Regions from separate parts of the Mus musculus genome. Here regions 1, 3, 4 and 5 are each linked to region 2. A link is a loop called in an ENCODE intact Hi-C map of the cell type or tissue named here. Cell type or tissue: left cerebral cortex. All regions are shown on one strand. Region 1 overlaps B230323A14Rik (RIKEN cDNA B230323A14 gene). Region 2 holds the start of Bnip2 (BCL2/adenovirus E1B interacting protein 2). Region 3 has its middle 49 kb from the start of Mir3109. Region 4 has its middle 49 kb from the start of Gm31469. Region 5 holds the start of Foxb1 (forkhead box B1).

Region 1 (5,000 bases), 210 kb before region 2:
CTGTCCCCTGGGACTCTAACAAATTGCAGAGCCTACACTCATAGTAAATAGCTTGTAAATAGCTTATGATGGTCCCCATCTTACAAAACAGGGAATGTGTCCTAAGGTTTAAAATCTTTAATAATTATTATCATGGGGGTGTGTGTGGAACAGGTTGAGGTTGGGGCACACTCTGCTATACGAGTGTGAAGGTCAGAAGACAATTTTCAGAAGTCAATTATTTTCTGTCCCGTACAATCCAGGAACAGAACTCAGGTGGCTGGGCTTGGCAGCAAGTGCTTTTATTCACTGAGCCATCGTGTGTATGTGTGTGTGTGTGCATGTGCGTGTGCGTGTGCGTGTGCGTGCGTGTGTGTGTGTGTGTGCGTGTGTGTATTCATTTTGCTTTTATTCCGAATGCTCCATTGTGCCCACCCTCCTCCTTGGCTGAACTGTCACTAGATAAATGAGGGCTGCACGAAAAATGGACATTATTCATATTTAATACAAAGCCCAGTGAAGTTCAAACAGTGGTTCTAAGGCACTTGGAAATACCTCTGGGTGGGGAGTTTCATCTCAGCATTCAAAAGCCAGCCAGCCAACCAAACAAACAAACAAATGAAAAGACAGAAAACAAACAAACAAACAAAAAACAAAACAAAATCCCACAAACAACAACAATGACGATAGAAAGACTGTTGGGTTACCATCATTTCAATTAGATTCTCATAGACTGTGCTATATAAAAAGCCCACAGCAGGAATGACATGCAAGACTTGTTTAGAATGTTAGAAAAATGCCTTCCTTCCTCCACCTCTCTCTTGAGAAAAGAATTTGTTGAGGAAAGATTTCAGTATTTCCCTGGTCCCCAGACAGAACCCTGACTGTCCTGGAACTTGCTCTGTAGACCAGGAGATTTTTTTTTTAACTACACGAGCTTTAACAGATGGAGAGAGAAACAAAGGAGGGGCATCAGCCCCCCACCTCCAGGGGGCACAGGCTTCTGGAGAGAGAGAAAGCTTACTTTGGGGACTTGTTGCTAAAACTGTTTCCAGGATTGTTTGAAACAAACAAACAAAAAGCCAGAATCATTTTGGTGAGAGGAAGGGGGAGAGAAAGGGGGACAGAGGAAAAGAGAAGAGGAAGAGGAAGAAGGGAAGGGAAAAGAGAAGAAACTATTTTAACCTGTTTAGACCTCGACTTTTCTACAAACTGACAGTTTTCTTCTGCCTTGGGCTTTTGTGTGCTCAATTCTGAAGGTGTCAAGCTAATTCCCCCTTTCTCCTTTGTAACCTCCAGTGTAACTTTCACAGGGAAGTTAGCAGATCAAAATGTCCCTCACTGATGCAGAGCCAGCTGCAGCTGGGGCTCTGGGTCCCAAGAGGAGTTGCCTCCATGGTTGATGCTAACATGGCTTTGATGGTCATCTGCTCTGAGGGTGTCTGTCAGGGAACCTAAAGCCTGGAATTCATAGGCTAAAGGCTTTCAGGAGACCTCAGGAGGTGGGCATCTTGCTAGGCCTCTTTCTGCTCTTCCCCCTCTTATTTTTCTCTTCTCTTTCTTCTATAAACATTTCTGAGGGCCGACTCATCTCTGCCATTAAGTAGCAAACTTGTCATTTCAGAATATTAAATCTCAATTGGTAAAAGAAAATACCCAAGACATCAGCATCAGCTCCTTAGACTGCAGGGTTTCATGTGGTTAAGCTTTGAGATAAAAAAGAAAAGATATATTTGCCTTCGCTCCCTCGCCCTCTCCCCCTTTGTGTGTGTGTGTGTGTGTGTGCGTGCATGTGTGTATAAGTGTTTTCCCTGTGTACATGTATGGCCATCACATGTGTGCCATACATTCGGAGGTCAGAAGATGGTGTCAGATCCCGAGAAGTAGAGTTACAGATGGTGGAAAGACACTGCAGGTGCTGGGGATGTAACCAGGTTCTTTGCCAAAAGAAACAAGTGCTTTTAGCAGTTAAACCATCTCTCCAATACAAGTTTTGAGAACTTAAAGACACCCTGGGTTCCACATCCACAAATTCAATCAGATGGGAAGCATGAAGAAACAGCTGCTGCCTAAACAATACAGTGTCCAGACTATTCACATTGAATTTATGATGTACTGGCTGTCACAAGAAATGTGGGAAGGCAGATCATCCAGGAAGGTGTGCATAGGCTACACACAAGCACACTTCCATTTTTCTTTAAAAAAGAGATGCATTACTTTTAAAATTATGTGCATGCATCTCTCTCTCTCTCTCTCTCTCTCTCTCTCTCTCTCTCTCTATATATATATATATATATATATATATATATATATATAATAGATATAGATATATATGTAATAAATATAGATATAGATATCTCCTGATTTCCTGGTGTGTATGGGTGCCTGCAGAGGCCAGGAAATGGCATCAGCTCCCCTTGAGCTGGAGTTGCAGAGTTGAGAGCCGCCTACCATGGGTACTGGAAACCTAACCCAAGTCCACTTCAAGAGCAATATGCACTGAACAACTTGAACCAGCTAACCAATTCTCCAACCCAACTTCATTTTATTCATTTATTTATTCATGTATATATTTATTTGAGACAGGGTCTCCTATGTAACCCTGGTTGTCTTGGAGCTTCCTATGTAGACCAGGCTGACCTCGAACTCACAGAGATCCTCCTGCCTCTGCCTCACTACTGCTGCAGTTAAAGGTGTGCACCGCCATGCTAAGATTTTGTTTTATTTAAACTTGAGCATCTGCAGATTTCTGATGTCTGTGGGGGATCTGGGATCCAGTCTCTAGCAAGTATACAGTAGCTCACAGAGAGTGAACTGTGAATAAAAATGACTTCTAGCTGTGGAGTCTTCTAGAAGTGCAGTTCTGGGACCTCAGTTTTCTCTGAAAATTGGCATAGGTTTGGAAAGATCACAGCTGCCTCCATAGCACATCTCTTTTAAAGATTGCTTACACTTTACTTGTGTTCAGTTGAGTGTTCCAGAAGTTTCATAAAATAATTTAATGCAAAAACAGGTAGGAGAGTGCATCTCCTTCTATTGGGCCATTTGCAAGGGTATAAAATGAGGCATTTGTCTCCATGTTTTGTTCTGGAAAACATGTTTGTCTTTCATTAAGACATATTATTACTTACACTAAAATCCAGTGAGATTGTTATTATTGTAAGGTAAATTAAGTTCAACTTAATTTTTAAAAAATAATTATTTTTTTTTAGATGGGCTCTCCCTATATAACCCTGGGTAGCCTAGAACTCACTAGGTAGACCAGGCTGGCCTTGAACTAATAGAAAGCTTCCTGCATCTGCTTCCCAAGTGATAGAGCTGAAGACGTGCTACTGCAGTGGCACTGTATTTAAGGGTTTTTGTTTTTGTTTTTGTTTATGTTGGAGATGATCTCAGGTGGCAGAGCTTGGGTAGCATGCACAAAGCCATGGGTATTTGATTCCATTTTATCTCTGCTACCCCCCCATCAGCTATCCTGATTTCCTTTCCCCTTACTGCCGCCTGTTTTCAAATGACACCGAGTTACTTATGTATGCTCCCGCTGCCCCTTGCCCTTCTTGAACTGTTGTTATAATACATTTTACCTCTCTCTATACTCTGAACTCCTCCAGACTTAGCCACGACCTTTGCTTAAAGTAGCCAATTATTTCAAAAGATTTAAAGATGAAAACAAATGTCCTGCTCTCTATTCCTTTGTATGGATACAAATCTCTGCCAGGTGCCACGTTCCTCGTCTTTGAAAGAATGCCTTTGGAACACCTTTAGCACATCTCATCTCTTAGTTCACATCTTCACACCATGGAATCTCTCAACTTCTGTTTGCCCGACAGAAGGTTTTTGTTTACTTGAAGTTTGAACTATCTTTTCCTTCAGTATAGAATTCTAGATGATCTCTCTCTCTCTCTCTCTCTCTCTCTCAGTACTTTGAAATGTGTGCTCCATTCTTTTGGGTTGCATGGAGGCACTGACTGTTCTTCCAAAGGACTAGGGTTCAAATGCCAGCACCCACATGGCAGCTCACAACTGCCTGTAACTTCAAGATCTAACACTTTCACATAGACATGATATAATAATAGTAGTAATAATAATAATAATATAATTACTATCATGCAGGCAAAACACCAATGTACATAAAATATAGGTAAGCAAATAAAAAAGTAAAAAAGTCCCCATAATTCTTATTTTTGTTCCTCACTATACAGTGCATACAATGCATACCTTTGGCAGCTTCTAAGATTTGATAGGTTTTGCTTCTATAATTCTCTCTTTCTCTCTCTGCATGTCTCTGTGTCTCTCTATCTCTGTCTGTCTCTCTCTTGTGTGTACGCGTGCATGTGTGCATGTGCACACACAACTCACGGTTCATGTGTGAGGCTGGAAGACAGTTTGTGAGAATGAACTCTCTCTTTTCACCAGGTAGGATCTGGGGATTGAACTGAGGTCGCCCGGCTTGGAGGCAAGCTCCCTTTCCTGTGGAGCCATCTCGCCAGCACCTAGAACTTCTCGCTACCTCTGCTTTGAGGAGGGTGGGTGTTGTGTGCTGAGCATTGCTTGAGGTTGTCCTAGCTGAGGGTCACTGAGCTCCTTCACTCAAATTTTGACCATATTTTTCATAAAATTAGAAAAAAAATGAGCTACTATTAATTTTCCTTTCCTTCTGTAAGTCTCCTTCTTATATTGGCCTGACTCATATTGTCCACAGGTGGCTCACATCAGCAGCCATACTGGGTTCCTACATCTTCACATTCCTGATTCTTTCCCTGCAGAACTTTTTATACTCTTAACCCTATCTAGTATATTTTCCTAATATCCTATTTTCCATTTCTAGAAGTTTCATTTAGGTCTTTTGGTCTCATCTATGCTAACTAATCATATTTCATTTCTAGATCTGTTTTATTGAATGATTTATCCTCCCAGTTACAGCCTAACCATATCTACCTATCCCCTCTCTATAATATCTATATGGTTTTTTCTTTTGCATGTCTTATTAATTACTCTTCTTGTTGTTATGACAACAAAAT
Region 2 (5,000 bases):
AATCCCAGTGCTGGGAAGGCAGAGATGAGAGGATCCCTGGATTTCACTGAACAACTAGGCCAGCTTAATTCATGAGTTCCAGGTCCCAGTGTGAGGCCGCTTCGCAGAAACAAGTAGTTGAGATTAAAGCGATGGTTCACTGGTTAAGAGTGCTTGTTGCCCATAAGAGGCCCTGGGTTTGGCTCACAGGATGACTCGCAATCATCTTTAACTTCAGTTCCAGATTGAACACTCTCTTCTGACCTCTAAAGCACCCTGTGGTGCACAGACTTACATGAAGGCAAAACAACCAGACACACAAACAAATCTGGAAAAAAATAAAGTAGAGGCTAAGGAAGGACACCTCAAGCTGAGTGCACACACACACACATGCAGTCACACTCATATGCACATGCACACAAACACATACATGCAGACACAGAGACATATACACAGAGACACAGATGACAGACACACAAACACAATCACACACATGCACATTCAGAGACATGAACACACACACACAGACACACTCACGTGCACTCATTACCCTTGTCCCAAAGAACTTCACCCAAACAAAAGGAATTCCCAGGGCTCCTCTGTAGACAACTTGTCTCCCTGAGAAACTTTCCTCCTCTAATGGATAACCCTGACTTTGTCATATGCAAGGCAGGCTGTACAAAATCAGAGAAAGCTGTGTGACAATATTCTTTTTTTAAAGGGTTTATTCTCTTGTTGCACTTTATGTATATTTTAGAACCCTGGAAAAGGTGCTCCTTGGCTTTCCCTCCTGTGTGCTTTCATTCTGCTTCTTCACGGCCCATGAGGCCAGCTAAGGTCGTCAGGATAATAAAACCAAACCTACGAGATGGGAGCAGATTACTCGGCCATTTCCCTAAGTCTTTGAGCTGCACATCAGATCTGAGGCTGATCCCTCTATGCTTGTCTAACCTGCCCGTGAAGTTCACAGTGGTGTTCTTAGCTCTGTGATCATCGGTGACCTCAAACTGGCTAATGTAATAATGCTTCATCAGTGAAGTTAGGCGCCAGACGTTGGTGGAGAACAGCCTGGTGTTTGCCTCTCTTTGCAGCATTGTTGACACCTGAGAGCATCAGTCAGGATTTTCAGGCACACCAAGATGGCAGCGTGGAAAGATTACTTATTTTTAACGATGTGTATGTATGTATGAGCGTATGAGTCCGTGCAGGTATGCAGGGAGGCTAGAAGGGGATGCTGTAGCTGTGGAGAGGGAGTTACAGTTAGCGCACTTGACCTGGCTGCTGGGAACAAAAGCAGTATGAGTGCTTAATGCACTGAGCCATCTTTCCAGCCCTTTTTACCACTCACAAAAGCCATTTCAAGGAGTGCAATGCGTGCTTTTAGAACAGATTCATGACATGTCCCAAGGGTGGAGAAGGACTAATGGTGGGAACAGAAGATCACAAAGCTGAAAGGAACAATCTGAGAAGCTGAGTGCCGTGGAGTGGGAAGTAGAACTCACTCAGGCTTCCCTAAGGAAGCCAGGCAGAAAGGGGAGACAGACGGAAAAGATTATACCAAGATCACAGGCTGGACAGACGGCTCTGCAGGTAAGAGAACTTGCTTTCTTGTAGATGATCTGGAGTCCGTACCCAGCACCCACATGGCAGCTCACAACCACCTGAACGTCCTCTTCCAGGGTATCTGATACCCTCTTCTGGTCTCTGCAGGAATCAGGCAAACACACAGCACACAAATACACATGCAGACAAACAGTCATACACATAAAATAATCTTTTAAAAAACTACTAAATATTGCCTCCAAAGTTTGTAAACACAAGGTTGAAATAGTATTTAACACACTTAGATACATTGGTTTAAAGGTATTAGATATAAGTTAAAGAAAAATATATCAAATATATAATCTGAAAATGTATCTAGTGTACTACTTGAAAATAAGTTAGTCCGTTTTTCTGATTTTTTGAATATTTTTTTAAAATGTTTTTAACTATGAAATATGGAACTACTTGAATGGTAAATAAAAATTTGGTAGTAAATATAATGTTGAAATTTAAGCACAGGGTGCAATCCCTATACTTGGGAAGTAATGGCAGGAAGGTCGGGAGTTCAAAACCAGGTTCAGCCACATGCAAGTTGGAGGCTAGCCTGAGATGCACAAGATCCTGTCTTTTAAAACTGTGAAGTGAATGAATGAATGTGATGAAATTCAGTTATAAATATGAAAAGGAATTTCTGATATATTTCCAAAACAAAACAGGAAGGGTAACTCAGTGGCAGAGTGCCTGCATGAGGTTCTAAAAATAAATTTAAAGGTTTTTAAACAAAAAAATTTATAAACTTAATCATTTGATTAAACTACATCCACTAATTTTTAAAAAGACATGCAATGAATAAAAATAAATTCAAATCTGAAAGTGATCATTCATAATGATAGTCTTTTTGGTTTATCCACAGTTTCTAATGTTTTAACAGTAAAGATAAATAGTTCATGAAAGGAAAATGTTGCAGAGTATCTTACTCAGAACCAAACATTGAATCAAGTCATGTTCTGTTACTAAAATGAGGAAACTCAAGACCACAAAAACCTCACTCTCTGGCATGATTGCAAACGATTTTCTGCCACCGTGTGGGGAACTCTGCACACTGCAGAACTAAAATACAAATTGGAACTCCGGAAAAATCTGTAACTGGAGAGAAAATGCTTCCTGTGGCCAAGTGGTTTAACTAAAACTTTGTGGATCTGTTTGTCATGTTTCCCCCTCCAGCAATTAAGAAAATTGCTAGGGGAAATAATACTAACACAGATGATAGCAACATTCCAAGCGCCCATCTCAGATACATGTACTGTTCTGTCTCAAAAGCCCCATGAGGCGGGCATTATTTTTTTCTCCATTTTATAGGTAAGTCACAGAGCTCTTAACTCTCTGCCAACAGAGAACAAATCTAAACTGTATCTCTAAAGAACTGTGTTTTGGATCCATTTAAAATAGTTTTGACTTCACCATTCCTTTTAGGAGTAATAGGCTTGCCCAAATAGTTACCTACTAGCTCTCTGGACAGGTTGAGCACGTTCAACTTCTAAGAGGGATGACCTTGCCCTCCAAAATAACAGCCCCTTGAAGCTGCTTAAAAGGACAGCTCATAGACGGAAGCCATTCAAAAAAATTGTTAATGGCCCACACAGAAAAGTACAGAAGTTGAGATCTTTTGAGAATTTTTTATTGGTTATTTTATTTATTGACATTTCAAATGTTATCCCCTTCCCAGTTTCCTCTCCACAAACCTCTTATCCCCTCCTCCCCCTTTTTGAGGATTTTTTTTTTTTACGACAGCCAATTTTAGGACTGTTGACTGTGATAATAAAATATTTTACATTTACTGACTTCACTTTTATTTTCATTTTTTCTACGTCATCAAGATAGGACCCACAAATAACTGGGAAAAGCATGTTTTAAAGCAATAGTTCTAAACTTTCCTAAAGCTGGGACCCTTTAGTACAGTTCCTCATGTTGTGGAGACCCCCAACCACAAAATTACTCCGTTGCAACTTCAGAACAGTAATATTGCTACAGTCGTGAATCGTAATGAAATTTCCTATGATCTCGGGACCTTCGGAAGGTCCGGAGTTCAAATCCCAGCAACCACATGGTGGGAACGGAAAGTTCAGATAATAGAGTGCCTACCTAGCAGCAGTCAGGAAGCCCTAAGTTGTCTCTATCTCTACCACAATGTGGTAACAATCATGTAGATAATCTCAGCTCTCTGGAGACTGGGGCAGGAAAATTAGTTTTCAAGGTTATTTCAGATACACTGGAAGGAATTCAAGGCCAACTCGGAACACAGGAGAGGAGTCTGGGGAGGAGAGGGGTGGGGTACTTATTACTCTCTCAGAAGCATTACTGGAGAGAAAAACTATTCACGTCGGAAAATTCTATCAAAGTAGATTCTTCTAGGACCTGGCTATCGTACATAAGACATCGACTATTTTTCACCCCCTTTTCATTCACTCTGTAATATAGTTAATATAATGTCAAGTAAAGGAAAACAGAGAGAAACGAATAGCTCTTTCAAGACAGCGAGGTTAGGTCCCTACAGTAACGTTAAGTGCGTGAGCCTTAGAAAGCTGCGCCCTCCTCCTCCCTCGCCAGCAGCAAGCCAAAGCCTTAGCTGGCCCGGGACAGAAGGGCTCACGGCTGCGCATGCGCAGAGAGGAAGCCCGCCGAGGATTTTAGGAAAACGCCCCGCCCCCGCTTCCTCCCTCGGCCGCGCCCGGCGCCGGTCCGGAGGTGGTCACTTCCGCCGGGGCGTACGCACTGAATCCGGGTCAGCTGCAGCCGCCCGGACTGCAACTAAGATCGTCCGGGAAAAGCTGGGCCCCGTCTCCACAGCCGACCAAGGGCAGCGGGCTCTGCCCGGCGCCGCTTTCTGCGACCTGGCCGTCAGCCCCACGTCGCCGGCCTGGAGGGGCAAAGAGGACGAGGGGGCCGCGGCTTCCTCCGGGGTGAGCACGGCTTGGGTAGCGGGCCGGGCTACGGCACAGCCGGAGGGCTGCGGGAGGATCGGCCAGGCCAGGCGGGGGTGGCGGCCGTGGACTGGCGCGTTCGCGTTCCGGGTCCGAGCGCTGCCGGGCCCCGCCCTGCCTCGGACGCTGGTGCCAGGCTCTCGCCCCCTTCCTTTTTCCGTCTGTGGCCCGAAAGCCTGGAGCGGAACCTCCCGGTTCCTGGCTTCCCCTAGCCTCGTTTGTTCCGTGTTCCTAACCGGCGTCAGTCCAGAGCAGAACAAAGAAACTTGGGCGTGTAGTGCACCCCATAGCCTCGGGGGGATGGACGCAGACAGCATACACAGACAGCATCCTATAAGTCATCAGGGCTCTCTTGAACCTTCCTGAGTGTGATATCCTATTGTAGGGTGTGTACGTCAATGCCTGATCCTTGGCTGTTCTCAGACACTTAACCTCTTCATTTAAATACCGGCTAGGATGCTTTGGATTGCTGTATGCATGCGATGCCACTGGAGAATT
Region 3 (5,000 bases), 480 kb before region 2:
GGGCATGCCTCATGTGATGAACTGTATTTTTTAATAAAAAAATTAAATTACATTTGTGGGTGTGTACTTGTGTTCACACATGCCACAGTGAGTGTGTGTGTGTGTGTGGTGGGATGGAGGGGGGCGACAACAGAGGACAACCTACAGGAGTCAGATCTTTGGCCACGTGGATGTCAGTGAGTTAACTGAGGTCGTCGGCCCTCAACTGTTTAGTTTTGTTTTTAAACCTGTAAAACATCTAGTTTGAACACTATAGCTTCAAGCTTTTTCAAGATCTACAATATCCTGTGTCTAGGAGGAGTCCTCGGTTAGAAGGGTAGCTCAGAGGGTGGACTGTCTACTTGGCAGACACCAAACCTGGGTTCATCACCTAGCACCACATATACCCGGCATAGACCAGGCCTGTAATCCCAGCACTCAGGAGATGGGGGCAGAAAGATCAGAAGTTCAAGGCCATCCTTGGCTACTTACTGAGTTTGGGGATAATTTAAGCTACTTTGAGACTCTACCTCAAGAAAATAGTCTTCATTCATCAATTCCTTTTTAATATTATTATTGAGCTTTTAATTTCTTATATGAATAAGAAACTCTGTTACACTTTAAATGCCGAAATTAGTAATTTAAACTGTATAAAATTAAAGATATGTAATAAGTGCATGCTCATTTTCTCATCTCAAAGAGAAAGTTCTATGAATGATAACCACAGTGATTTCAAATTGTATTTATTTCTTTAAAAGCATTTTTTAAAAATTTATATCATGTGCATTGGTGTTTTGCCTGCATGTACATCTGTGTGAGAGTGCGAGTTACAGACAGTTTTGAGCCACCATGTGGGTGCCAGGAATTGAACCCAGGTCCTCTGGAAGAGCAGTTGGTGCTCTTAACCATTGAGCTATCTCTCCAGCCCTCAAAATATATTAATTTCTCAGCCCAGGTTTCCTGGTAAAATGCAACAATCTTCCCCAAATAACTTTATTTTTAGTGAACATTGAAGCATAAAAATGCTTTCAGAAGACTTTACTTAGAATATTATGTTTTACATAGTTAACATTACATTTTACATAGTTAACATTACATTTTACATAGTTAACATTATGTTTAACACTGTATTTTACATAGTTAGCATAACTAACTCCTTTAATGTCTTTTCTTTTGCTGAAATTCTCATGTCCAAGTATAAGAGGGAGGGTCTCAAAGAAAAACCACATTTCACCCAAGGACAGCAACCACTAAGGACTTAACCAACGGAAACATGTCTTTACAGCATGCTGGGGGGCCTCAGGCAGTGATGGGGACCGTGTTCAGCCTTCACACCGCCGCTGCCACCGCTGCCGCCGCCGCCGTTTTCATCGTCGTTGTCGTCTAGGCTCTATCTGAATCCCACCACTGGCATCTGACAGAGGTGTTGAGTCAGGGCATAAGCGGCGTTTCCCTTGTGACTTCCTGATGGGCACTTGGGGTTGGGTGCAAACTGTCTCTTTTCAAAGCACTTTCTGCTCTGTGGAAATTCTGTATGTACATTTTAAGCGTTCACATACATTTAAAAACTCTCACTTATTTCTTTACTTCAGTGAAATACACTTTTCAGTGCTTTTGGAGTTAGGAGGTGCCCAATGGCTTGGTCGTTACGGGGGTAACCAACTGCTTTCTGATTGGATTTGAGGCTCTCTTCAAAGGAGATCCATGCCTGTCACTGTAAACCTGCTCAAGAAAAGCCTGTGGCTGGGGATGTCAGAAGTCTAAGTGGAGAACATATTTACTGTTTGAAAAATAGATGCGATGTCAAAGTCTCCTCTAAATATTTATGTCTATACCCATAGATCAATGCTGTTCCGAAAATGAATGAATAAATAAATAATCATTAAAAAAAATGTTTTTTAGGACAGAAGTTGCATTGGTGAAGCCTGGTCACAAGAGGGCGCTCCAACAAAGCGTCTCAACTCATAATCGCCATCAAACACTGGTTTCTACAATTTTTTTCTGGTTGTATAACGAACAAACCTTATGTCACAAATATTGTTACAAATAAAAACCATATGTTTTTAAAAAAGGTTAGGAGGTTTGTCAGTGAGCCTTGCATGCAAGCCAAACTACTTTGATGAGCCGAAAGAACTTTGTAATTCCTCCACCAGTTTCAAAAAGGAGCAAACAATTTGCACACCTTTCTTGCTTTAACCGCAAAACAAAACCACACAAACTCGAAGCACATTAAGAGAAATTCCGTCTTCAAAGAAGACATGAAGTGTCTTTTTAAAAATACTAAGAACTATGATAAAAATATTTTAAAAACAAAACAAAACCTTGCTATCTAATCTGGATAGGACCATGGTAGAAAATACTGTCATAGCTTTTAGAGACATGGATAATTGAAAAAGAAAATACCACAAGCTATCTGCTGGTATCTGGAGCAAAGACCCACACCTCCAGATTGTATATCCTGATGGTTCTTGTGAGCATAATTGTGGAGAATAAACACTCTTTACCTCTAAACAGTTTTTACTGATAGTAAAGTAATTAGAATAATTTATGTGCCCTGGTGCTATTCAGACCACAGCTTTGCTTAAAGGAGGTTAAGTCAGTTATTGACCAGTATCAAGAGGGTATCCCCTCCCACCTTCTCCGGTGACATGTTTATGCCCAGCTGGCACTTCTAAATATTTAATAGAGAGGAAGAGATTCCGTTTAATTAGGCAGAGTGGATTGTTTAGTGCAGGTTACTCTTGTATCGGGTATAATGAAGAACGGAAAACACCCATTGAGCCACCTTTGAAGTCCCAGCTCCTTTAGGGGCCATTGTGAACTCAGCTTAATGGTGACTGTGTAGCTTCCATCCAGGGACTTGGTAATTCAGAGAGCTAAATCTAGGTGAAGTGACTGCATACAGCACCCACCCGTCCATGTTCAAAGACTCCCTTTTTCCTCCCCAATCAAAGCTCTTCCATCTTATGTTTGATTGGAGTATTGAGGTGGGGTTACAGAAAACTCACTGCTTTTATCATAGTCTTTCCCATTTTTCTTTCAATTTTATCTTCATGTATTCTACTTGTGTGTGTGTGTGTGCATGTGAGAGAGGGAAGAGAGAGAGAGAGAGAGAGAGAGAGAGAGAGAGAGAGAGAGAGAGAGAGAATATCAGGTAATGGACGCGTGTTACTGTCACAGTGTTTCATGTTCATAATCCCTTCTGAAAATGAGAAATTAATTTTTTTCTTTAACTCCGACCTCGGGTAAAAATACCAAATATTTGTGTGCCTCGGATGTACAGCAAAAAGGCCACCTAAATTAATGAGGTTTCTCGAACGGGTGCTCAGAAATGAATTACACAGCTTAAGGAGTCGGGGAGATTGCTCGTGATTCTTGAGGCAATCTGCACGGTGCTGCGGAATGAGAGACGGGGCTTTGTATTATCGCCGTAGGATTAGTTCTTAGTTCCTGAAAGCAGGTCTATTTATGGGTATCTAAGATGGAGTTAAACTCGGCAAAGGTTATTATGTGGTTTTTCTGAACCCGCTCTGCTGAAGGTCTATTTTCTGTCACCTTTTAAAGTTTCCCTTGGAGCCGGCCTTGCAATCTGCATCTGGAGTGAGTCCAGGAAGCTTGGATAACAATCTAATCCCTGTGGAGGCTCTCTGAGCAGAGGGAGGAGGAAGGACGTGGTTGCTTCCACGCTGGTCCAGATGAGGTATCCATCTTGATGTGATCTAAGCAGACAGACTGCAGCGAGGCTCCTTACAGGCCTTCCCTACCCTCCTCAGAGTCTGCGGCAACTCAGTAACACAAACTGCAGCAGACATCGGAATTAAGCCACCCCTAATAGGAGGATACACTAAAATGTTTGTGGAGAGAACGAGTGTTTGTTCTTCTGCAGGGAGAGAGGAGGGTTGCGTATAAATGCGTAGAGAAGGCAGGGAAAGGAATCCTTGCATTTTGCTTGGCTTGCGGGACACATTCGGGACTCTGGAACATTCTAAGGGTTGCAAATTCATTTTCTCTTCAACTGGGTGCTTCCCTAATTTATTTTTATGAGGTAACTTGGCACCTCTCCTGTGGAGCTAGCGTAACGTAGTTGAAATCTGAAGATCAAACAGGACCTAATAAGATGGGATTTGTTCTCTTATTGATCAGCAAGCTTTGTCCTGATAGTGGGGAATTGGGTTAGCTGCTCCTCAGAGAAACGAGACTTATATGAGGTTCCTCGAAACTGTAGACAAAGAATGGCGAACAGCTCAAAACATAGGGGGCACAGGGACATGCAGGATGGAAGGGGTTTGCAGAATATTCAAAATGAACGTTGGGAGTGGAAGGCAAGGTTGGGATGGTTCAGCCCGGTAAAGGTGCTTGCTTCCAAGGCTGATGACTTGAGCTCTGTCCTCCGGACCCACACAGTGGACAAGAGAGTGGACTCCCACAAGTCATAAGTTGTCCCCTCCAAACACAAACCCCGTGGTACACAGGCACAGCCCTCTCATTAAAAAAAAAAAAAAAAAAAAAAAAAAAGAGGGAAGACACGTGATGGTTTATTGTGGTTTGTTTTTCTTTAGGTACTGGCAAGTTTGATGGGAGTTGATTGCAACTTTGTGGAAGCCTCTGGAAGGAGGGAGAGGCATTCATTACAAGGGAATAGAAAAGAGAATTGATATGATAATTTTTTTTTTAAAGAAATAAAAGCTTGGTGAGTGTTTCAAATATTCTAAAGGAAGCTGAAATGGAAAGAACAAATTTTTGGGGAGGGAACCTAGGAGGCACGGAGTTCCATTTGAGCAGGGGGGACATCCCTTCCTGGTGGAGATGAGATAGGCTTCAAGGCCAGCTACTCTTCATTTTTATTTCACTCCACAGATGGGGAAATGGAGGCCCCGTTGCAACTCCATGGTTTATTATGTAAGACAACGCAAGGAGCGGGTGGGGAATCTCATCTTGATTCTGCAGGGGACCTGCCTGGAGAAGGCTGCCTGGGAAATGGAGGCATATCTGGGGGACTGAGAGGGACCAGTGAGAAGATG
Region 4 (5,000 bases), 360 kb before region 2:
ATGAATTGAGAATACAGAATTCAAAATGAGATCTGGGCTCTGGCTGGTGCCCCTGCTTTGAAAATAAAACCATTTAGTGTTGAGTTAATTAAAAATATGGACCCTGCTTGTTATCATTTAACTATTCCTATCGAGGGCAAGTGGCCGAGATTCAAGACCGCCTAGGACTCATTTTTCAAACGGCATATTCCGAAAGGCTTAGCCCCTCCCTTATCTTGTAGCTGTGCCCACCTTGATTTCTGCATTGCTGTTCTACAGTGTCGGATGACACTATACATGGACAAGACCTCCCCCTCTAAGGACCTTCACTTCATTTCTAGATTGGCCTTATGCCTGGAAGTTGTTTTCTAGTGGGTTACATTCATCCTGGCATGGCTGGTGAGGCAACGGCTTAGTATGGGAACGTGCTGGCCCTACAAGCATGACCTGAGGGTGACCCCCCAAAGGCCAATTGTGATGGGTAACATCTGTAACCTCAGGACTCCTGCAGTGAGATGGGAGGTGGAGCCATAACATTCCCTGGGAAACACACAGGTTGGCAGTACAACAGAAAGGAGAGACCCTACCTCAAGCTAGAAGGTGAGAGCCCATTCCTAATCACTGGACTATCTCTCCCTCTCCCTCTCCCTCTCCCTCTCCTTCCCCCAGCCCCCTTTCTCCCCCAGCCCCCCCCCCCCACACACACACACTCAAGCTGTGGAGTGCACATTCCCACACTGACAGGATAATTTAAAAACCAAAATGTTTATCACAGCAAATTTCAGAACTGGAACTAGCAGCTGTTTCTGAATTGAGGCATGCTTTACAAAGACTGAGAGTCACAGTTATTAAGTGTGTGGTGTTGGTACAAGGAAGTTCTGTGTAACCAGCCCTCGAAGCAACTTGTACATTTTCATCTTCTAAGCTGTTGTCTGGACTTGCTCTGGTGTGAAGCCCGGTTCTCTAGGACTAGTCTCCAACCTTCATGTGTCTGTTGTTGCAACTACTTCTTAAACTTTAGATAAATGGAAAAGTATATTGGGTTTATTTTTTTTAAAAATCTTATTTATTCAGTTTCATACATGTGAATAATGTATATTGATCTTACCTAAGCCCCAGCCCTTTATCCCACTCCTACTGGGCATCTCTCCACCTTTTCAAAATTCCCCCCACCCCAATCGTTTTCAGTAGCTCACCGAATGAAATTGATGCTTCCTGCTGGACTGTTGACTGCTTCTGATGATGTATCTTGTGTAGCTCTAGTGTAGGAAACCGTAATTGCAGCAAGCTCATGGGCGCCATACACACTGACCTCTGGCTTTTACAACCTGTTACCCTCTCTTCTGAGAAGTTCCCTATATAAGTGATTTTTGTGAGGATCTTTTCATTTATCTTAAATAAGTGCCCAGGAGTGAGCTTACCGGGTCATAGGGCAGGTGTTTAAGAAACTTCCGGATGATTCTACAGGCACTGTGAGTTCAGAAGCTCTGTACCCTTTGTCAACACTTAGTGGAGCGCATTCCTTCACATTTGGGTGTTCTGATTGGTTGGAGCAGGTGGCCCATATTGGTTTCAAGTATCGACAATATTTAAAAAACTATCAAAGCAGCCAAGTTGGTAAATGGCTGGCTGCTTTGATTTGTGCTAAGCTTTGAATGACCATCCACAGCTTTCCCTTTACAAAAAGTCTGAGGGTTCAGCACTGGCAGCAAGACATTTTAAGGGCTGTGCGTTTCAGACCCCCAAGTCACCTTCAGGAGGCTTGGCCCACATTCCCTCCTTCCCCCAACTCCAGTTCATTTGCTTAGTCATAACTCTCCAGAAAGAAGATGCCATCTCTCTAGTTAAGCATTCCTGATTGATCTTAAAGCCACACAATTGGATCACAAAACCAACGTGGAAATGGCCCTCACCTACACCCTATGGTAGTTCATGTACAAGCTAAGACAAGCAAGGTCCTGCAGCTGCCGTTCTGGAGAGAGACTGAGTGCTATCTGGCTGCTCTGCGGCCAACAGTTGAGATTCAAGCCCGGACGGTGTATGCCAAGCCTTCTCAGCAAGTTCAGTTTGAGACACAAACTTTTAAAAGCTAGAAATAGTAAAATTGCTTCCCCCTGTAGATGATAATATTCAATTAAAGAGGACCTCTGATGATGAAATCAGACTTGAGCTTGTTCTTAATGTGAAGTTACAAACTTTAATCTGTCACACACACACACACACACACACACACACACACACACACACACATTCATGTGCTGTCACTGTACCTGAGACCTGCCTGCCTTCTTTCAGTGGTAGGTGGCCATGTGGCTGTTCCATTGAGTTCTAGGGTGGGGGATGAGTGCCCATGGTTCTCCAGGGCATCATTATTAATCTCCAAGGTGTTCTTTGTGCACTGTGCTAGCAGGACTAGGAAGGCAATGGCTAAGTGTCCCACTGTCTGTCCCACTGTCTCCTGAGAAAAGGGACTGAAGATTATTCCTTAGATATACATTGCCCTTGCTGTGTGGTCTGACTGTCAGCCTGGAAATAGCTACCCGCCACAGAGACTCTTAGCAGTAGGCTTAAGCATAATACAAATGGTAATGATGGGAATGACATTAATAACAGACACTGACCGAACACTTACGCAATCATCAACTCTGTGGCCTATATTTAAAGCTTTTGTTTGGAAAATGACCCACGGTTCAGAAAGCTTTTCCTCCAGGTCACAGTAGGTTGCTGGAGTCAGCCACTAGGGGGCAGCATTGCCGCTATCGTCTTATGGGAATCATAGCAAGTTCTATTTACCAGTCTTAATCTTTTTAGGTAGATTTCTCCCTTCATTTAGGATGAATATAAGTTATCTTACGCAGTAAGTTAATAATTTAAGAAATGAATCTGGCCTCTCATAAATACTGCAGAGGAAGGACAGTGACATACTTTTCTTTTTCTGTTTTTCTCAATCCATTATTTTATGTCTTCATTAATTATTCCATTTGTAATAGTTGTGCTTGTTAAAAGGGAAGTCTCCACTAACAGTAATGAATTATTAGCACATGCTTTCTAAGCTGTGGACTCGCCCGGAGCACTTAGCTTCCCACCCATTTAGCTGAATGTCAGTATTTTTCCGGGAGGGGTCATACATCTTATCTTATGTTCGGTTTGGCAGAAGACAGACAGCTGTGGACCTTATACTTTGTTTGTAGAGACAAAGGGTGCACCTTGGTTAAACTTGCCCATCTAAAACAGGCGTGCTTAGACCCTCCTGGCATTCTGACAAGTTTATCAATTTCTTACATGATTTGTTTAAGGGTTTTACTTTGTGCAGGGTGAGGAAATGTGCTTTGGTTCACCCGATCTCTGATCACCGTGCCGCTGTCTCCCATGACCCACTTCTTTTCCTTGTTATAAACCAATGACCCTTCTTAACTCCTCCAAAGAGCTTTCCCCCAACAGCCTTAATACTTTTTAAATTAAATTAAATTTTGAGACAAGGTTTCACTATGTGCCTCTGGGTAGCCTGAAACTGTATGTATACCAGGCTGGTCTTGAACTCACAGAGCTCTGCCTGCCTCTGGCTCCTGTGTGCTGGAAATAAAGATCACCACAGCCAGCACCACCCGCTCTAGGTTAGTACTTTTAAGCTGTTTTTTTAATTTCTATTTGATGGTAGACCTTTTTCCATCCTTTCATCTTAATTGTGTGTGGTATTGTATTTCAATACTTGATTCTTCTGAGGGGCACATAACTAAATTACTAAAACCTTCAGAATATTTGTCTTTAATTGACTACTTTAGTTCAATTAAATTCTATGACTTAAAATGTGATTTTTTGTTTTTTGAGACAAGGTCTGTGAAGTCCTGGCTGTCCTAGAACTCATTATGTAGCCAAATTGGCCTCAGACTCACAAAGATCTGCCTGACTCTGTCTTCCCAGTGCTGGAATTAAAGATGCTGTCACCATGCCTGGCTCATCACTTCTTGCCAGCCACCATCCTGTTTTGGCTTTATTCCAAGGAGCTGCTTGCTTTAATCCCTGACCCTTCTCCCCGCTTACAGTAAAGTTAGGCACTCTATCACTTATCTCTGAAAGATCATTACATTTTAGTATTGAATCTCTAAGTCAAAATGTCATCTTACCAGAGCTGGAGAGATAGCTCAGGGTTAAGAGCAGTGGCTGTTTGTTCTTTCAGAGGGCCCATGCTCACTTGGGAGCTCGCAGCCATCGGTGACATCAGCTCCAGAGGGATCAGCTGGCCTCCACAGGCAATGGCACACACCCGGTGCACATGCAGACAAACAGGCACACTCATACACACCTAACATACACTTGTCTAGGTTCTCCAACGTCACAAATGACACAATGTCATGACTGATTTTCATAACTGATATAGTTTGCTCAAAATGCCACATTTTTTTTCTACAGCATGCGTTATGGGTCAAGTTGTATCTTTCAAAAGAAGACATAATGAAGACCTAAGTCTCAGTCCCTCAGAATGTGGCCTCATTTGGAAATAGGGTCTTCATTAAGGTAATCAAATTGAAATGAGGTTGTTGGCATGGGCCTTCACCCACTGTGACTGCTGTCCTTATCACCAAGAGAAGCTTAAACATAGATACATAGTAGGAGGGCCACGGGCAGTGCCACCCTGCCAATACCTCAATTTCAGACTAGTAACCTCTAGAGCTAGATGGAACCTATATTTCTGTGGTTTTAAGATTCCCTGCTTGTGGTACTTTGTTATAGCAACTTGGATCATTTGCTTAATTTTCCACTTTGATTACGTTTTTCCAGAATTTTCCAGAAGCAGGGCTGCCCTCAGAGGCCAGAAGGGGTATCGGGTCCTCCTAGGGCTGTGAATCAGCTGTCACTGGTGCTGCGAACTAAACCTGGATCCTTTGAAAGAACAGCCGGCACTCTTAGATGCAGAGCTGTCTTTCCAGACTTAGACTTGCACACCTCCACTGCCTGCTTCATTCCTTTATACTATCTTCTGTTCCTAGCCTCTATTTTTTTTTAAAAAGATGTATTTATTT
Region 5 (5,000 bases), 230 kb before region 2:
CTGGCCCGCGGCGTGGCACAGCGGCTTCAGCGGCACTCCATAGGCGCTGTAGTCGCCACTAGTCATGGAGATGGGGGTGGCTGAGTCGATCATACCCGCGGAACCGTACACATGTGGCCATCCAGTGCCCAGAGAGCTGCCCATGGTAGTTAACTGGTTAGGGAGAGGATAGGCAGCCGGAACCGGCTGCATGGCAGAGAAGGCCAGCCCCCCAGGCATCTTGTACTCCCTAGCGATGATGTTCTCGATAGCAAAGGGATGCTTGAAGCCGGAAGGCTGCGCCACACCGCCCAGGTTGTACGCAGCGGCCGGCATCTGCGGCAGATGCGTGCCCGAGGCGGCCAGCGCGCTGAGCCGCAGCTTAGCCTGCTGCTGGAGGTACTGCGCGGCGTCCGCCGGCTTGCTGGGCGCCAGGTGGTCTGACTTGAGCACCTTGAAGCGCTTGCGACGCCGCAGGAAGCTCCCGTTCTCGAACATGTCCCCGCAGCTGGGATGCAGCGCCCAGAAGCTGCCCTTGCCCGGCTGGTCTGGCCGCCTCGGGATCTTGATGAAGCAATCGTTGAAGGAGAGATTGTGGCGCAGGCTGTTCTGCCAGCGCTGCGTGTTCTCCCGGTAGTAGGGGAAGCGGTCCATGATGAACTTGTAGATCTCGCTGAGCGGCAGCATCTTCTCCGGAGAGCTCTGGATGGCCATGGCGGTCAGCGAGATGTATGAGTAGGGCGGCTTCTGGTCGCTGTACGTGTTGCGGCCCGGCCGAGGCATCTTCTTGCTTGGCCACTTGCTCAGGGTCCGCGCGGCCCGGAGGACTGGTCGAATCTGAGAAGGGGGGAGGTGATGGAGAAGGGCAGCATAGGTGCAGAGACACTGGCGAGGTCACTCAGGCCGAGTCACAGATATAGGGGGTGGGGAAGAGGGGATTCGGGTGCCAGCAACTTTGCGCACCAAACTGGGTAAGACTCAGCTAGGGGAAGTGGAGAGGGGAAGACCGAGAGCAGCAGAGAGGTTTGCAGGAAAGTAGGTAGGACCTGGATTCAGGGGAGGGGACAGAGAGATAGATGCTCACCTTAAAGTTGTTCCAAGTTGCCGGTCCGCATCCGGGATGGCGTGGCTGGTGGCCGAGTCCCTCCCTGCGCGCGACCGGAGCGCAGCGTCGGGGAGCAGTGAGACTCGCTGCCAGCTAGGCTTGGACTCAGCCCGGTAGAGCTCCTCTCCGCGGGCTGCGCAGCGCGCTCGTGGGTCGTGCGCCCTGCTGGGAGACCGAACTCGGCTGCGGAGTGCCCGTGAGGACAGTGGCAGACGCCGCCTCAGGGATCCAGAGGACGCTGCTGTGGTGTTCGTGGTTCCGCTGAGCTAGGTGGCTGCCTCCATGTCCACCCTCGAACCATCTGATAGTTTTAAGCGGTGACAGGAGCAGAAAAGACCCCTGTAGCGGCGCTTCATTAATGTGCCACTTCTTAGCTATCGTATGACAATCGCCTTGGGAGGAGGAGGAAAAGGAGGGGGAGCGGGGGCTGCAGAGGGAGGGGACTGAGGGAGAGGAGAGAGAGCCTGGCCAGCGCTGGTTTCTTTCACACCTATTTACATGGACACCTTGGCCAATAGGAATCACTTCCAGCCGAAGACTGGGAGACCGGGAAGAGCCTCTGCCGCCCGCGGGGAGCGGGCAGCGCCTACCGGTGTGCGCAATGGGAAGGTATGAGCGGAGCAGCGCGCGGAGCCGGCTGGCAGGTGACCACTCACTCTGAGCTATCTGCCGCGCCGGTGGTGTTTGACATGGAAATTGCTCGGCTGGGGTATTCTGTTTCCTTTGCTTTGTGTCGGGTTTGTATTGTTAGCTAACTTATAGCACAGGCTTTCTCCTGAAGGGCGACCTTTCTACTTTGGTTGCCACTGCGCGGGGTTGATTGGATGGGTTGTTCAAATGGAAACCTACCTCGCAATCCCACCCCCAGTCCTGCAAGAGGCAGGTAGAAATTTGTCTGTCGCTTTAAAAAGGTGGTAAAGTTAATAGACGCATATAGATAGATATATTTGGACAGCTGGGTGGATAAGTCCGTTTTGAATATATATATATTCAATATATATATATTGGTTGTGAGCCTAGCCTTTAACGGCTGAGCCATCTCTCCAGGCCAAGGTAAGTTTGGGGTTTTTGTTTTTTGTTTTTTGTTCTTTGAAAAGAATGGATGAATGTATTAGGTTCTGCTTTAATACGTTTTTCAGAGATTTAATGGGCACAAGGACGTTCAGGGTAAATTGAGGCAAGGCAGCGTGTGGGCCTGGGGAGGGCGGGAGTTTGTCCAATGTACGCTATGGCTTCCGGGTCTCCTTTTTCCAGGTGCTTGCGAAGTCTGAGGTTTCTTGGAAGTTAGCGGGTCAGCATTTTGCAGACCCCTCCCCCTTTTTACATGGGAATAGTTTCTTTAGAGTTTAGAACTCCATGAAAAGACAAACAGTGCCTGCTGAGACCAGCGAGGTTTTTTTTTTGGGGGGGGGGGGGGCACGTGGCACCAGGCCTGGAGAGAATAGCGGGCTCCTTCGAGTTCATATTTGCCTTGTGAGGATTAAATGAATCATTAGTATCATTATCATCATCATCTTCTTCTTCGTCGTCGCCGTCTTCATCAAACTGTTAGGGAATAAACCGCGACTCAACCCTTCGGCTTGCACGCAATGAGTACAAGCCAGGAGTTCCACGCTTTTCAGCGCTTTCCGGGGGCCTTTGTGGTTTTAAAAAGAACCCCATGCCACTAGGTTAAATACTTAATACCTACAGCCTAACAGAACTGTCTTTAAACTCCGAAAACCTCTTTTTCCTTTTTTCTTTCTTCCTCCCCCTCCCCCATAGGAGCAGACTGATAGTTGTAGTGTGACGTTTGTTACACTTTGAGTGACAGTAGAGCATTAGTCTGTGAATAGCAAGAAAACCTTTCAGCTTCCGAGCGCGCGCACACACACACATACACACACACACACACACACACACACACACACACACACACACACACACATCCCTACTCACATAACTTCATTAACCACAGTTTCGAAGCCGGTCAATAACTCACCAAAACGTAACTTAAACACGACGAATTTAGGAGATTAAACAATTTCATTAATATTGAAATGGCTCTGGCGCCTGGGCTGCTGCGCTTTAGATGCAAGCGCACGTTTTTCAATATTAACAGAGTGCTTGAAGGGAAGACTCAAGTCACCTTCTTAATTCGGGGGAAAAAATAACCAGGAGGAGGGAGGAGGTGCGAGCAGGGGGGTGGGGGTAGAAGCATTGACCCGTCTCTGGGGGCAAGGCTAGAACAGGGCAGATATGTGGATCTCCCTTCTCCAAAGATTAAATCAGTTGGACCCTAGGCCCAGTTTGGGCCAGAGGCAGCCCTACTGGACTGAGCTGCGCGCGCTACAACAACAAACTAAGGTTTGGTGGTGTTTCTGCGCGTGCCCGGGTTAGGCTCCAGGGCCTGCAGTGGGAGGAGCTGGGAGCGCAAAGGGGTGGGGAACCCGAGGGGTGTTTGAAGTGGGATGGAGTTCTGGTTCCTTGCCTTGCTTGCTCTAGATAGAGCTTCGGAGGCACTAAAGCAATCGCGGCTTTAAGCCAAGGTAGGATTGCTCCTGGGTGGAAAGGTGCCGGCTTGGAAGCCCTTGAGTATTTTACAGATTCCCTTTAGCAAACATGTGCAGGGGTTCATACCGAAATGCAAAGATGGATAAAATATTTATGGTGATTGCATCCCAGATGGTAAAAGACCATCGTCCCTACCTCCCCCCCCCCCAGCCCTACCCCCAATGGCAACCAGTAAGATACTTTTCTACCCGGTCTGGGTGAGGAATAGCGTAAGGTTTAACAATTGACATTTTGTTGTCCTGCAAAAGGGGTCTTTGTGTGGTTGTCGAAATCACTGCTCAGAGCAAACAGAAGATTAACTAAATTCTAAAAGTGAAAACGTTCACGGGGGGGGGGGGGACACGGACAAACCCAAAACAATCACTTTAACTTGGAATAAATCTTTGTTCATTTCCCTGGGGAAAGTTGTCACCACTGTGTCCATGCAGTATTACATGTAGGAATTGATGTTTGCCGAATTTTCAGTCTCATTACTTTTGAGAAGGAAGCTGAGGCTCACTGCCCATGTTTAGGGTTAATCAAGTAAACAGAACTTAATCACTTAAGTTTGCTTGTGAGGGGAATGGAGCTGTAGAGGCACATTTAACTCCCGGGCATTGCTGCAAAGTTCTACCTCAGTTCCTGTCAGAGGTCTTCAAAGCCCTAGAGAGGGAGGGTGGAGTTGCAAGCTGTTTACAGCATTTTAAGGATGGTATTATAAAGAGACTGAATGCTTTCCAGAAATCTTGAAAAAGTGCGTCAGTCTTTTGTACAAAACCCAAAGCCAATAGAAGCTTGGTGGAGGTGGGAGGGGGCAACATCCGACCGGGGGGCTTAAGGGGTTGTTGGGAAAACTATATAAAACACACACAAGTCAATTATACCCCATGTGCCAACCAAATGGTGATCCCCTCCAGCACGGACCGTTCATCGACTCGTCAAGCCCACCGCCTACCACCTTTCTCTACTGAAAGTTTGCTAGAGCCTCTTTTCCCATAAGCTGGACCACACACGGCTGCAGATTTTGCAATAATTTATGCTAATTTCCCTCCATAAATCCACAATTCGCTTCAGTGGCACCCGAGCTGCCGAGGGAGTGAAAAGGAGACAGAGGGGTGACAAAAACAATATTGATTTTGATTCCTTGTGTTGTTAAGCAGGTGTGTGTGTGTGTGTGTGTGTGTGTGTGGAGAGGAGAACCCTCCCCTTAGCCATTCCCTCCCTCCAACCCAACAAACACAATCCAGAAAACAACCACGTCCAGTTTGTTAATATTTACCAAACCGGATGGGAGGTGGCAGGAACATACCCAGCAGCTTCTGAAAGTTTCCCAAACGCCAAAAACAATACCCGTCGCCCCTACTCGGAATGTGAACCACATGCA

The links. Hi-C counts contacts between places; a loop is a spot of excess contacts. Peaks named below come from ENCODE experiments on the same cell type or tissue, not always from the same donor. Only the 100,000 strongest peaks of a DNase experiment are listed, where the experiment ranks them.
Region 1: a loop joins it to region 2, with 2.7 times the contacts of the local background. A loop is called at or near these places in 5 of 42 quality-filtered maps.
Region 3: it touches region 2 in a loop (10-fold over the local background); 21 of 42 quality-filtered maps call a loop at or near these places.
Region 4: it touches region 2 in a loop (18-fold over the local background); 17 of 42 quality-filtered maps call a loop at or near these places.
Region 5: a loop joins it to region 2, with 3 times the contacts of the local background. A loop is called at or near these places in 4 of 42 quality-filtered maps.

The regions. Positions count from the first base shown.
Region 1 is chr9:69,772,814-69,777,813 of GRCm38, forward strand. The region is part of intron 1 of B230323A14Rik (RIKEN cDNA B230323A14 gene); the gene reads left to right. Among named protein-coding and RNA genes, the nearest start is that of Gm31530, 7.9 kb to the left of the region's middle. In left cerebral cortex, no CTCF peak of the experiment used is centred here; no DNase peak of the experiment used is centred here.
Region 2 is chr9:69,985,209-69,990,208 of GRCm38, forward strand. It overlaps Bnip2 (BCL2/adenovirus E1B interacting protein 2), which reads left to right and starts at 4,258. Exons shown (of 11, transcript NM_016787.4): 1 at 4,258-4,481. In left cerebral cortex, CTCF peaks have their summits at 2,608 and 4,781; DNase peaks (open chromatin) are centred at 2,614 and 4,242; H3K4me3 peaks cover 1,288 bases; H3K27ac peaks cover 1,223 bases.
Region 3 is chr9:69,503,855-69,508,854 of GRCm38, forward strand. No RefSeq gene overlaps it. Among named protein-coding and RNA genes, the nearest start is that of Mir3109, 49 kb to the left of the region's middle. In left cerebral cortex, a CTCF peak has its summit at 1,909 (motif pointing right); a DNase peak (open chromatin) is centred at 1,825; H3K4me3 peaks cover 287 bases.
Region 4 is chr9:69,620,797-69,625,796 of GRCm38, forward strand. No RefSeq gene overlaps it. Among named protein-coding and RNA genes, the nearest start is that of Gm31469, 49 kb to the right of the region's middle. In left cerebral cortex, a CTCF peak has its summit at 2,718 (motif pointing right); a DNase peak (open chromatin) is centred at 2,713.
Region 5 is chr9:69,759,485-69,764,484 of GRCm38, forward strand. It overlaps Foxb1 (forkhead box B1), which reads right to left and starts at 1,456. Exons shown (of 2, transcript NM_022378.3): 1 at 1,064-1,456; 2 at 1-816. The coding sequence starts at 762. B230323A14Rik (RIKEN cDNA B230323A14 gene) reads left to right here and starts at 1,662. Exons shown (of 5, transcript NR_040765.1): 1 at 1,662-1,728. In left cerebral cortex, no CTCF peak of the experiment used is centred here; no DNase peak of the experiment used is centred here.